Linked DNA regions of Homo sapiens: region 2 is linked to region 1. A link is an interaction called in ENCODE POLR2A ChIA-PET data of the cell type or tissue named here. Cell type or tissue: OCI-LY7. All regions are shown on one strand.

Region 1 (2,500 bases):
TTCGAGCTTGTGTTCCATGAAAAACAAAAAAAAACAAAAAAACACACACACAACGAAACACCTATTTGTTTACGTCTCTGTTGATCGGATTTTCTGGGGGTTTTTTTTGTTATTTTTTGCAAGTGAATGTATTCGTAATCAACACAAACAAAGGAAGACAGGGCGCGGTGGCTCATGCCTGTAATTCCAGCACTTTGGGAGGTCAGATCACTTGAGCTCGGGAGTTCGAGACCAGCCTGGGCATCATAGCGAGACTCCCATCTCTATAAAAAAAAATAAGAATATTAGCTGTGCATGGTGGTGCATGCCTGTAGTCCCAGATGAGTTGGGAGAAGTGCTTGAGCCTAGGAGGTGGAGGCTATAGAGAGCTGTGACTGCACCACTGTATTCCAAGATGAGTTGGGAGAAGTGCTTGAGCCTAGGAGGTGGAGGCTATAGAGAGCTGTGACTGCACCACTGTATTCCAGCCTGGGCAACAGAGTGAGACCCGGGTCTCAAAAAAAAAAAACAACCATACCAAACACCATAAAGGCAGAATGATCTGGCCAATCAGGGGCATCACATGCTCAGAGATTTCCACAAATAGTTCCTCAAGATTGCTGCCTACCCAGCCCACTACTGGGCCTTTGTGACATCCGCAAATCAGGCCCAGGCCTTCCCCTCAAGGGGCTCACAGTCCATCAAGAAAAAGAACACAAATTTTGTAACTGGTACAAACTATCACACAACTCTCAGGGTGGAAGAAATCCCTTTACTTTTAAGGATCAAATTAAGGCCTACTCAAGGCCCCACTTGCCAAGGTTGGCAAAAACTACAAGAGTCTAATGGAGAATGGGGTGGGCGAGGAGGGTGGAATAATTAAGGATCAGCCCTGGATCTTAGGAGTTAAACAGCCCTGAAAAACTGAAGGGGAATTTTGTCTTTCACCTTGGACGTTCCTGCTGACCCACCAGTATTAGTTAAATAAAATTAGTTGCTGTAACAAGTAAAGCTCGAAGGCCCACGGCTCTACACGATGAAGATCTATTTCACATCTGTTTCATGTCACAGTCCAACCAGACGGGATGGCAGGCCGGGGAGGCTGCATAGTCACTCAAGCACCCAGGCTCCTTCCGTCTGTGGCTCTGCTGCCCTGTAGGCCTTCAGCGTCCTCTGGCTCAGCTAGGATACTACTGGGAAGGAGAGAGCCTGGGTGGTGCGAGAATTCCATGGCCAGGCCTGGAGTGGTGACATTACTTCCTATCACACTCCATTGGCTGGAACCTGTCATGTGGCCACACCTACCTGCAAGGGGCCCTGGGAAATGGAGTCTCCACATGTGCCCAGGAAGAAGCCAAAACATGGATATCCTGGGCACCACTTGGCCCTTCAGAGGTGGAAGGCAGCGAGGTGCCCACTTACCCTCCTGGGAGGCACCACCATCTCCCAGCTTGGATTCAAGGGAGGGCAGGTCTCCTCCCCTTGAGGAGCCCACAGGCCCCATGATCCATCCAGGGATTCAGCCAGACCGAGGGCTCCCTTCTTCATCTCTGCAAGCACCTGCCTACAGCTCCTCCTCACAGCCCAGCTGGCCAATGTCCTCCATGCACCTGCACCTTCCCGGCATAAAAACCTGAGCATGGGCCATCTCCAGAGCCCACCTAGGCCCGGGAATGCCCTCTAATGCCGAAACACACACACACAACTATATTTCCACCTATAATTTGGACAGTTTCTCAGCCTTGGCACTGTTCTATTTTGGGTTGGATAATTGTTGGTTGTGAGGGCTGTCCTGCACATTGTAGAATTTTTTTTTTTTTTTTTTTTTTTTTTTGAGATGGAGTCTTGCTCTGTCACCCAGGCTGGAGTACAGTGGTGTGATCTCAGCTCACTGCAGGCTCCACCCCCCAGGTTCATGTCATTCTCCTGCCTCAGCCTCCCGAGTAGCTGTGACTACAGGCGCCCACCACCTCACCCAGCTAATTTTTTGTATTTTCAGTAGAGACGGAGTTTCACTGTGTTAGCCAGGATGGTCTCGATCTCCTGACCTCGTGATCCACCCGCCTTGGCCACCCAAAGTGCTGGGATTACAGGCGTGAGCCACCGCGACCGGCCCCTGCACATTGTAGACTTTTAGCAGCTTCCTTGGCCTCTACCCACTAGATGTCCATAGCACCCCCATCCCCACCCAGCTGTGACAATCAAAAGTGTGTCCAGACTTTGAAGAATGTCCCTAGGGTGTGTGTGTGTGTGTGTGTGTGTGTGTGTGTGCCAAAATCAGCCCCACGCAGTGGCTCACACCTGTAATCCCAGCACTTTGGGAGGCCGAGGCAGGCAGATCAGGGGGTCAGGAGTTTGACACCAGCCTGGTCAACATGGTGAAACCCCATCTCTACCACAGATACAAAAAATTAGCCGGGCGTGGTGGCGTGCACCTGTAACCCCAGCTACTTGGGAGGCTAAAGCAGGAGAATCGCTTAAACCCAGGAGGCGGAGGTTGCAGTGAGCCGAAATCACGCCA
Region 2 (2,500 bases), 270 kb after region 1:
ATGAATAGGCTGGGCGCGGTGGCTCATGCCTGTAATCCCAGCACTTTGGGAGGCCAAGGCAGGCGGATCACGAGGTCAGGAGATCAAGACCATCCTGGCTAACACGGTGAAACCCTGTCTCTACTAAAAATACAAAAAATTAGCTGGGCGTGGTGGCGGGCACCTGCAGTCCCAGCCACTCAGGAGGCTGAGGCAGGAGAATGGTGTGAACCCAGGAGGCAGAGTTTGCAGTGAGCTAAGATCGCGCCACTGCACTCCAGCCTGGGTGACAGAGCGAGACTCCATCTCAAAAAAAAAAAAAAAAAAAAGAATGAATAAGACCTAGTATTTGCTAGCACAACAGGGTGACTATAATCAAAAATAATTTAATTGTTCATGGCCAGGCGTGGTGGCTCATGCCTGTAATCCCAGCACCTTGGGAGGCCAAGGCAGGTGGATTACTTGAGGTCAGGAGTTAGAGACCAGCTGGCCAACATGGCAAAACCCCGTCTCTACTAAAAATACAAAAATTAGCCGGACATGGTGGCACGTGCCTGTAGTTCCAGCTACTTGGGAGGCTGAGGCAAGAGAACTGCTTGAACCCAGGAGGCAGAGGTTGTAGTGAGCAGAGATCGCGCCACTGCACTCCAGCCTGAGTGACAGAGCAAGACTCCATCTCAAAAAAAAAAATTGTTCATTTTAAAACAACTAAGAATATAATTGGATTGTCTATAACACAAAGGATTGAATGTTTAAGGTGATAATGGATACCCCATCTGCCCTGATGTGTTTGTTACACATTGCATGCCTGTATCAAAACATCTAATGTACCTCATAAATACACACCTACTATGTACCCACAAAAATTAAAAATTAAAATTAAAAAACCACTTGTATTCCAAAAATTAGCTGGGCATGGTGGCGGGCGCCTATAGTCCCAGCTACTTGGGAGGTGGAGGCAGGAGAATGGCATGAACCCAGGAGGCGGAGCTTGCAGTGAGCCGAGATCATACCACTGCATTCCAGCCTGGGCAACAGAGCAAGACTCCATCTCAAAAAAAAAAATCACTTGTATTCTATATATTTGGAAATTTCAATTAAACAAAGTTTATAATAGCATTAAAAACGAAATAAGCTGAACTGTACACTTGATAAATTTTATCATGTGTATTTACCATTATAAAATATTTAAAAATATATTTATAAAGATAGTCTCTATGCCAAAAAAAAAAACATGAAATAGAGACAAATTTAACACAATATGTGCAAGAGTGGTACACTGAAAGCTACAAAACATTGCTGAGAGAAGGTAGAGGTGGCCTACATAAATGAGGATGTGTATGTGCTTGTGGATCAGAAGACCCAATATTGTTAAGCTTTATAGCTACAATGCACTTGCAATCAAATTCTCACCAGGTTCTTTGTAGAAACTGACCAGCTTGTTCTAAACATTCTATAGAAATATAAAGGACCCAGAATAGCCAAAACAATTTTTAAAATGAAGAATAATTTTGGAAAACTCACACTGCTTTCAAAAGTTACTATAAAACTACAGTGGCCAGGCACAGTGGCTCACGCCTGTAATCCCAGCACTTTGGGAGGCCAAAGTGGGCGGATCACAAGGTCAGGAGATCAAGACCATCCTGGCCAACATGGTGAAACCCCGTCTCAACTAAAAATACAAAAATTAGCTGGGTGTGGTGGCGCGTGCCTGTAATCCCAGCTACTCGGGAGGCTGAGGCACGAGAATCACTTGAACCCAGTAGGAGGTTGCAGTGAGCCGAGATCACACCACTGCACTCCAGCCTGGCGACAGAGCAAGACTCCATCTCAAAAAAAAAAAAAAAAAAACTACAGTAACTGAGACAGTGTGGTATTTACATTAGGTGGGACACTTAGATCAGAGAAGCAGGATACATTCCAGAAATGGACCCCAGGCTACCATGACACTTCAGTGAGAAAGGGTGGCCTTTCCAACAGAGGCACAACTGGATCCACATGCAAAAAAAAAAAAAACCTCTCCATTTTTACCTCCTACAATATATGATAATTAACTCAAAACGAGCCAGGCATGGTGGCTCACGCTTGTAATCCCAATACTTTGGGAGGCCAAGACAGGTGGATCACTTGACGTCAGGAGTTTGACACCAGCCTGGCCAACATGGTGAAACCCCATCTCTACTAAAATACAAAAACATACCAGGCACGGTGTCTCACACCTGTAATCCCAGCACTTTGGGAGGCCGAGGCGGGCGGATCATGAGGTCAGGAGATTGAGACCATCCTGGCTAACACGATGAAACCCCGTCTCTACTAAAAATACAAAAAATTAGCCAGGTGTGGTGGTGGGTGCCTGTAGTCCCAGCTACTCGGGAGGCTGAGGCAGGAGAATGGCATGAACCCGGGAGGTGGAGTTTGCAATGAGCCGAGATTGTGCCACTGCACTCCAGACTGGGTGACAGAGTGAGACTCCATCTCAAAAAAAAAAAAAAAAATACAAAAACATTAGCTGGGCATGGTG

What was found. ChIA-PET counts read pairs that join two places held together with the same protein. Peaks named below come from ENCODE experiments on the same cell type or tissue, not always from the same donor. Only the 100,000 strongest peaks of a DNase experiment are listed, where the experiment ranks them.
Region 2: POLR2A ChIA-PET joins it to region 1 with 8 read pairs; 2 of 35 experiments call an interaction of 5 or more read pairs at or near these places.

What each region holds. Positions count from the first base shown.
Region 1 is chr17:17,608,099-17,610,598 of GRCh38, reverse strand. No RefSeq gene overlaps it. Among named protein-coding and RNA genes, the nearest start is that of PEMT, 18 kb to the right of the region's middle. In OCI-LY7, no CTCF peak of the experiment used is centred here; a DNase peak (open chromatin) is centred at 1,278.
Region 2 is chr17:17,333,809-17,336,308 of GRCh38, reverse strand. The region is part of intron 3 of NT5M (5',3'-nucleotidase, mitochondrial); the gene reads right to left. Among named protein-coding and RNA genes, the nearest start is that of NT5M, 32 kb to the right of the region's middle. In OCI-LY7, no CTCF peak of the experiment used is centred here; no DNase peak of the experiment used is centred here.